2 separate regions of the Homo sapiens genome follow, and region 1 is linked to region 2. Evidence: chromatin contacts called from ENCODE Hi-C data. All regions are on one chromosome and are shown on one strand. Each heading gives the region's core, a stretch centred on a gene start or an enhancer-like site at or near the end of the contact. The rest is flanking DNA. Distances are from core to core; before and after follow the strand shown. Region 1 holds the start of TSEN15 (tRNA splicing endonuclease subunit 15). Region 2 holds the start of TPR (translocated promoter region, nuclear basket protein).

Region 1 (4,481 bases), core at 415-2,914, 2.3 Mb after region 2:
GTATGGAAACACTGAGGATTTCTAAGCAGGAGAATAATAAAATAAAAGTGTGTTTGGGGATAATAAATCTGGTACCATTTTACTGGATGAAACTACATAATTTTTAAATTAACAGAAAGGTGAAATTGGAAAAACAAATACCCCCTATTATTTTATTACTTGTTCTTTTTCTTTTAAAAATTAATTTGATCCTTCAAGAAGAGAAATCAAAAGGGGAGATTTGATGGTCAAGGTGTATACAGCCATTAACTTGAAAAAGAAAACAATCTACAAGTATATAAACTGAATAACACCACCAAATCTAGATAAAGTCTTAAAAAGTTGTTACTGGTGTTTCGCTTATTAAGTACTTATATAGTGCTTTCTGTATGTTGAATGGCTTACAAATATTCATTAATTTAATCCTGTAACAACCGTATAAGTAAGTATGGACTATTAATATCCCCATTTTTCAGGTGAGGAAACTAAGGCATAATAAGATCAAGCAACTTGTCCCAAATCACAAGGTTGATAAGTGACAGAATCAGGATTTAAACTGAGTCTGATTTTGAGTTCATGCGCCTAACCAATATGCTGCCTCTCCATGCTATTGTTTCCCTAAAAGGGCACTAAATAATATTTCCATGCTATTGTTTCTTTTTCTCACCTTTTGGGAGGATGAAGGGGACAGAGTAGGAAGATAAAATTAAGCAAGAGAAGCTGAAAAAGGTTAACTCTTCAAACTTATACCTTCAAATTTTTTCTTGGCTGTTTTTAGATGATTATGAATTATTGCTCTCTAGCAGAAGAGTGCAATTCTGTTAAAGTACCGTAGAGACTAGTTTTTGAGATTCTTACAAAACCCACATCTCCATTCACTGTCTATTCACTGCTTGGAACCGTACTTGTACAAGGCAGTAATGTCTCAAGCAGAAGTAAGCAGAGGACTATCTTGATCTCGCCTGCTGCTAATCTAGAAAAATACACGCAAAATGTGAGTAGCTCTGCTTTGAGCAAGAACCTATTCAAACTTTCGAAGAAATCTGAAATATTAGGAATCTGCACCTTTTCAAAATAAAGATGCATTCTGGGCCCAAGGCTAAGTGTAAACGTGACTGTGCTTAAATCTTTATCACTATGGACCCCTAGATCTTATCCATCGCCCACAAATTGTCTTGCATGGTTACCGTGAGGATTAAATAAATTTATCCCCCAAAGGGGATTTACCTAGACAGCAAAACTAGTGGAGCGCTTATTAGGGATCTCCGGCTTGAGAGGGGCGGAGTTACTGTCTGGCTCTCAGTTCCAAAATGGCTTTGGCTGGGGGATTGAGATAGTGCAACTTGTTTAAACAAACAAAACCGATGCTGCCTGAGGCTGGCAGTTGTGCACACCGGTCCCCCTCGGTGAGGGTGGCGCGCGTCCTCAGTCTCCCACTGAGGAAGAAAGAAAGAGAGCTGCCTGGGAGTGTTCTGCCTGGGTTAGGGGCCTGGACGGCGCCCTGCTCCTCTCGCGCCTCCTGACCTTAGGGTGAGTGCCCATCCAGGCGTCCTCAGGGGCCCACGAAGGAGCTCCACCGCCGTCGCCAAAGCCGCGAACACCGCCCGGACCCAGGCCGCTGCAGCCGGGGGTCGGCTCGGAATCGCCGCGCTCCTCCATGCCGGCCGGTGCGGCGCTCCCGTGGTGCACCACGACCCGCGCCCGGCCAGAAGCAGCGGCGCGCGCGCCTGTGGGTTCCGCTTCCCCGAGGCTCGCAGCTGCAGTGCGAGAGGGCTCAGAAACTGGGAGGAAAGTTGCATCAGCCCCTCCTTCTGACCAAGGTAGCTAGAACCTGCGCGAACGCTCTCTAGTTTCGCTCTGCGTTTATTCAAATCTGAGCAAATTCTAACGTGAAAAATATTAAAGAGTAGCCTGCGCCCTGAAGCTCTTAATCCTCTTTAAGTCAGTGCTGCCGATAACTCTCTGAGAAAGTTGGGGGATACATACGTCCTCTTTGCCTTCAGCAGTGGGGTCCTGGTTTCTGATTGCTGGGGACGGGAAAGGCCTTACTCAGTGCCCTGACATAGAACTTTAAAGTAGAACCATACTTTCAGGGTGGACCCACGTTTCAGGATTAGAGGAAACACGAGTTGCTGAACGAGTGTTCAGAAAGGTAGGATACAAACTAGCATAAGCATGTGATCTGGAAGCCAAGGATGAGGAGTTTCAAACAGGCAGAGTAGCACATTTTAAGTATTTTTTAATTTACTGTGAGTGAAATGGGAAGCTATTGGAGGCTCCTGGACGTTTTCATAGGATCACTCTGACTGATATGTTGAGGATAGACTGGAGGGAGCAAGGACACAAACAGAGACTGGTTAGGAGGCTATCGCATTGACCAGGACAAGGGTGACTCAAAATCCAAAGTCCCAGGCAGGACATAACTTCTGTTTTCAACCATGATAGACTAAGACCCTAGTGGACCATCCCCCAGCAGAAAACAATTTGGACACAATGCAAAAAGCTGAATATACTGGAATGTGAATAGTGGACTGGTAGGAAGGGCAAGCTTGCTTGAAGATCAGGAACTACACTTGGACACAATACAAAAAGCTGAATATACTGGAATGTGAACAGCAGACTGGTAGGAAGGGCAAGCTTGCTTGAAGATCAAGAACTCCACAAGAAAATTCTCCTCTCTTTGGCATTTAGCTTGGGGCAAAGTGCAGTCCAGAAGTCAGGCTCAGCAGTACCAGGGATGCATGTATAAAACTTATCAGTTATTCTTGTCTGGGGAAGCAGAAAAGTGAAGACAGAAAATTTTGAATTCTGAAGAGATTAAGAAATCCCAAGGAAGGAGTCAGAGAGTGGATCCCCAAACTGTCAACCCACATCTCTGAGAGATCCTGAACCACCCAAAACAGAATCACAGCAGCTCAGTTAAAAACAAAAGATCTGAACTGAGACCAGAGCTGTCTCCAAAAGGGAGAGAGTTTTCAGTTAAAATCTAGCCGGGAAAATTACCTACTAATACAAAGGAAATAACACTCATCAGAGAAGAATAATAGAATCCAGACTCTCCACTTAACACTCACAAAGTCCAGAGTACTATCCAAAACTATCTGACATATGAAATTCAAGGAAATGGATCGCATACTCTAGAGATCAACCCTGAGATGAATCAGATATTGAAACTGACAGATAAGGATTTTAAAGTGACTATTATAACTATCCTCAATGAAGTAAAACATGTTTTCAATGAATGAAAATCTCAGGAGACAAATAGAAAATCTCAGCAAAGAAAAAGAAAAAAAAAGATTTTTAAAACCAAATGGAAATTCTGAAAATTGAAAATTATAATTTTAGAAATAAAAAATTCACTGGGTGAATTTAACAGCCAAAAAAAATTACAAAAGAAAAAGTAGGGAACTTGAAGATAGAGCAATAGAAATTATTAAAAGTAAACAACAAAGAGAAAAATTATCTTTAAAAAGTGAGTAGACCAACAGAGATTTGCTACATGTCAGACAATCCAACATGCATGTAAACAACAGAAGTAGAAAAAAAAAGGGACAGAAAAAATTTTTGAAGAAAGAGTGGTGGCCAGAATTTCCCCAAATTTGATGAAAAACACATTTACTAGTACAAAATGCTAAATACATAGCAACTAAAATAAACACAAAGAAGTCTACATTGTAATAAAACTATTGAAAGTCAAAAAAATAAAGAGAAAAGCTTGAATGCATCAAAAGAAATAACACATCATACACAGGGAAAAGAAGGGCATCTATTATTGAATGAAATGTAAAGCCACACATGAAGATTCATATGTTGCCCTCAAATACATTACATTTGAATGAACCTTTGCCACCACAAAGCAGCTGCTAAGCCCGAAAGAAGAAAATGGCACTGAAATTAATTGGGTCATTGAAGCATGAAACACTGACACGAATTCAAGTGATTGGAAGTGAATAAATCTCTCTGACTCCTAAAGATCCAAATCAGTTCATATGATGGCATTTTTAAAAGCATTAAGAGTATTTTGATGCTAATCTGAGTAGAGGGAAACTTTTATAAATCAGTAAGGATATCCAATGGGATTAGGGACTATATGAACCAGCCTCAAACATCTGCAGGGGAAGAATTTCAGCTTATGTTCAAGAAAAAATAATTGGGGGTATGGAAAGAACCATAAACCAAAAAAGCAACAGATAAATGCCATCCTTTGGCAAATAGATTAAATACTGTTGCTTAGAAAAAGCATGATACATTCAAGAATGAGTATTACGTGCTTTTCAAAAGAGTTGAAGAATGAAAAGGGAGTGTCTGTTAGCTTCCCTGTTAATGTAAATTTTTAAATAGGTCTTGGTGATTGTGAATGGCTAAGAATGAACACAAAGGATTTGGGAACACTTAGACAACCCAGTATTTAAAGTACAGAATCAAAATACCTATTGTGACAATCTAGAGTGAAATCCACTAGAGAACAGAGGAGAGTTTCAGTGTCTGGTATCCTGGAGGAT
Region 2 (4,461 bases), core at 399-2,898:
TTCTGGGCTCTGGTTTCCTAATCTATAAAATAAAGCATTTGAATCCTAGCAGATCTGAAAACCTATCTAATTTTAGGATTCTGTGAATCTAAGTACAGAAAAATCTACATTTCCCAAATGACAGATCAACAGTATGATAATACTGTGGGCTTAGGACATAGCATAATACTTCATATACCAGCAACTTTAATTACAATGCTTATCTAAAAAATATTTTTGGGGAAAAATCAACCTTAAGCTCCGCTGTTGATTTATTTTTCCTTAGTTATTACAAAATATCATAAAATGCTTCCATTTATATTTCTTAGACGGCTTCACAACATGATTCAAAAGTAAGAACTAGAGAAAAAGAATAAATTTCATATAAGAACTAAATCACCAATTCACAGAAGGCCCACGACTGTGGGAACTGCAGAGAGACGACACTGGGAATGCATTATTTACAATGAATAATTTAACAAATTCTTTCATAAGAGTAAACACGAAACAATCTACGGATTGAGCTTTAAAACTACAGAATTATGATCTGGAACCATACAAGTTCTGTTACTGTAGAAATTAACAATGTGTTTAAAAACTTCAGTTACAACAGTTTTCAATTTTAAAAACAATATAATGTTAGGTAACCGTTTCTGCAACGAAAAATTTAAAACATAGGCTACACTCAAAGTGCTACCGGTTTCTTTTAATTCTCCTCCTGAAGAATTAACCCGGGTCCTTAAATTCCCGGGTACTGAATCACTCAGTGCCACCTCCCCACCACCAAAAACCATTTAGGTACGCCGTTTCACACAAGGTAAGTTCGTCAGAAGTGTGTGCCGGAGTGACTGTCCATATGGTTCCAACACTGTCCCTTCCTTTTTCTCTTGAAAAGAGAGCACACACACACACACACACACACACACACTACACTTAGGCTGACTTACCTGTTTTCAGAATGTGCACTCGTGGCAGACAATTACCTCGGACGGTCTCTCCGCCGGAGATGGGGGTTTCGGGCCCAAGTACCAGCCTCTAGGGGCCAGATTCCCTCCGGTCTCAATTCACTGCCACTGAATTCATCAGAAAGCGACCTACTTCCCACACCTCACTTCCCACTCCAAAGCCAGGGACTTGGGAGTCAGGTGGCGCAGATTGATGACGTAAAAGCCCCCCCTCCCTTCCCCGCAGAGCCTCAGCCAAAGCGACTGCGGTCGCCACCCCGCCCCCTTCTGGGCGCCATAGAGAGCGTGGCGGTATCCCGGAGCCTGCCGTCCGGCCCTACCGGGACCGATGCCCTCTAGTGGCTCAGTGTCCAGAAGCCGCCAACGAGGACGATCCATGGCATCCCGGGGCTTTGACGGTAAGGTCACCAGCTCTTCAGGGAGGGCCAAGGGGTGACGAGTACGTATGTGGCGCCACCGTGCGGACAGCGGTTACGGGGCCGAGATAGGAGAGCCAGGGGAGCGGGGAGAAAAACGGAAGCTGAGAGGGCGGTGCAGCATTGGGCTCCCGGAAAAGAATGAGAAAAACACTACATTTCCCAGAGCCCTACAAGGCCTGAAGTGGGTGGAGCTGGAAGCCGGAAAATTGGGTGCGCAAGAGGATCAGGGATAGCCTCTGAGCTCGGGTTCCCAGGGTTCGTAGCTTCCAACGGCTGCGCGCGCACTTCGGTCGCGGGCGGTGAGGTGCTGTTGCTGAAACGCTGCCGCTGAGGGTGGACTCGATTTCCCAGGGTCCCGCCGCGGGAGTCTCCGGCGGGCGGGCGCGCGCGAGCCACCGAGCGAGGTGATAGAGGCGGCGGCCCAGGCGTCTGGGTCCTGCTGGTCTTCGCCTTTCTTCTCCGCTTCTACCCCGTCGGCCGCTGCCACTGGGGTCCCTGGCCCCACCGACATGGCGGCGGTGTTGCAGCAAGTCCTGGAGCGCACGGAGCTGAACAAGCTGCCCAAGTCTGTCCAGAACAAACTTGAAAAGTTCCTTGCTGATCAGCAATCCGAGATCGATGGCCTGAAGGGGCGGCATGAGAAATTTAAGGTGGAGAGCGGTAAGTGAGATGCTCTTTCCGTCCTTGGTTTTGGGCTCGACTCCCGCCCTTTGGGTCTGGTCTTCCCCCATCAAGTTGGCACTGGGTACCGCTCTGTTAACCTCACTTCCTGGGCTCTGTGGATATCCTGAGCCTTCGCTTTCCTGCTCCTTACAGTTTGATAAGAAGCCTTTGAAAAAAAAATCTGAATCTAAGTTCAGTAGCATTTTCTTTGTAGTTAGGGTAGGCTCATACAGGGACGCTTATTTTCCTTCGTCCGGCAGACGGGAAACAGACTTGATAGAGTCTGCGAACCCATCTCTCTAAGCCTAGAGTACCTTATATGTTTTGTTGCACTTCAACTGATAGTGGCTCCGCCCTATTTTCTAGGCACCTGCATTCTAGGCCTTTGCCAAATTGACCACTCTGTGCACTTGTTCTTAGTGTGTGCGTCGTCCCGTGGCTCCAGAACGAATCAGATGTTTACAAAAATGAATATTAGGTGCATAAGAGCGCTGGAAACACAGTGAATGTGCAGTACATAAATTTAATATATCTTGATTTCTCTTAAAAAGTTGGAGTTTGATAGAAAACATTAAAATTTTCTTGTAATTACCTAAAGTAGGCCTTTAAGTAAGAAAGTTACTGACAATAATGGCTTGAACATCCTTGAAAAAAATATGAAGAATATAGTCATTACCATTAGTAAAATACAAACTTCCCGTTAATGTGTTTTGGTTTACCATTTGTTTGGGGAGGTTCATACTGTTCTTGCTAAGTTGACTGGAAATTCTGAACAAGTTTTTACTTCAAAAAAAGTGTAACTGTCAAGCAGAATTGACCTTGAAAATTAGTTCTCTGATCCCAGAGCTGAGTATAGTACATTGCATTCTATTTATTAATTTGCACCATAAATATTGAATGTCTTACATGTTCCTGATACTATGCTGAACATGATATTCAATCCCTTCCCTTGGAAAGTTTACACATTTACTTTTACATATATTTAGTAGTTTTATGCTTTCAGGTAATATCTTGACTACTATAAAAGAAGTCTTTTAAAACAAAGGAGTTTTTTTTTGTCTAAACAATTTTTTCTCGTGTAATAAATACTTTATTTATTAAGCAGTTTACTGATGTCTGGAGAAAATACTAAGATAAATGAGGTTACCTGCCTTGAAGACATTGATTTGTAAAGCCCCTTTTAGGCCTTATTTTTATTTTTTATTTTTTGTCATGTAAGTCGTTTGGAAATGCTTTAAGTCCTTTTCAGTGCTCAGTCTATTTATCTTTACTCAGATTCTCTTATGTGGAGCACAATTCTAATACTGTATCTTAAGTTTTAAAATCAAGGTTATTAGAAATAAATAACAGTATTCACAATGTATGTACATGTGTTTGATTTTGTTTTTTGTTTTTTGCTTGTCTGCTGTAGAACAACAGTATTTTGAAATAGAAAAGAGGTTGTCCCACAGTCAGGAGAGACTTGTGAATGAAACCCGAGAGTGTCAAAGCTTGCGGCTTGAGCTAGAGAAACTCAGTAAGTATTTAATTCATCTTTGTAAGTATTCTCGGAGTATCGAAATCTTCAGAGACTCCTTTATATACTTTGGAAACATTTGCTTACTAAACATGAAAATATTGATTAAGCATCATTGGTTTTTATTATGGTGATATTTTGATTTTTCACTTAGTGGTAAAGATTTTGTGAGAACACAGAATTTAATGGTCAGGAGGTCTGGATTCTTATTCTGATTTTGCTATTAAAATTGCTTTTGCCACATGTAAATCTTAACAGTATCTGATTATTGTTTATAAAATGGTTAGACCCACATGTCTGTCTACCTAGACAGCTTTGTAAATCAAATGAGATAAGAGTTCTTGAAATCTTTTTAAAAAGGTGAAAGCATTATGCAACTAAAGAAGTAGAGAGTGGCTTGTTTTTATGTTGAAGAATCGAAGCCTATTGATTTCATTATATTTATGTTTTAACTCCATTTTTTAATAATTTTTATAAATATCTATGAATCTCAGGATATTTCCCCTTTAAGGCCTAATTCCTATAAAAGATTGATAGCTAATCTCTTTCTTACTTTTCTTACATCATTAAGTTTTAGAAAGTTCACAAGATGTTAAAGATCCTGACATTTCTTAGGAGGATGATATGTCTTGTGCTTTGCTTTTCCCATCCAAGTTCTGACCAGGCCCCACCCTGCTTAGCTTCCGAGATCAGACGAGATGGGGTGCCTTCAGGGTGGTCTGGCTGTAGACTGCTTCTGCTTTAAGAAAGCAAACATCAGAACATTAGGAAAGATCTCTATAAAGGTGTAATTAATTTTTTTTTTCCTTTTTTTTTGGAGACAGAGTCTCACTGTGTTGCCCAGGCTGGAATGCAGTGGTGCAATCTTGGCTCTCTGCAACCTCTGCCTCTTGGGTTCAAGCGATTCTTGCGCCTCAGC

Evidence for each region. Hi-C counts contacts between places; a loop is a spot of excess contacts on that map. Pooled maps may share reads with other maps.
Region 1: a map of CD8-positive, alpha-beta T cell shows a loop between it and region 2 (10-fold over the local background). The contact joins the promoter of TSEN15 here to the promoter of TPR in region 2. A Hi-C loop is called at or near these places in 2 of 168 maps with a recorded cell type or tissue (CD8-positive, alpha-beta T cell and naive thymus-derived CD4-positive, alpha-beta T cell), 1 of 37 single-sample maps with no recorded cell type and 11 of 50 pooled maps.

The regions. Positions count from the first base shown.
Region 1 is chr1:184,048,913-184,053,393 of GRCh38, reverse strand. TSEN15 (tRNA splicing endonuclease subunit 15) reads right to left here and starts at 1,664. Exons shown (of 5, transcript NM_052965.4): 1 at 1,504-1,664. The coding sequence starts at 1,638. RefSeq lists enhancers at 1,585-1,879, 1,758-1,887, 1,948-2,057, 1,810-2,745.
Region 2 is chr1:186,372,440-186,376,900 of GRCh38, reverse strand. TPR (translocated promoter region, nuclear basket protein) reads left to right here and starts at 1,648. Exons shown (of 51, transcript NM_003292.3): 1 at 1,648-2,023; 2 at 3,438-3,542. The coding sequence starts at 1,873. It overlaps ODR4 (odr-4 GPCR localization factor homolog), which reads right to left and starts at 1,063. Exons shown (of 14, transcript NM_017847.6): 1 at 927-1,063. RefSeq lists enhancers at 1,034-1,223, 1,394-1,443, 1,604-1,903 and a silencer at 2,464-2,513.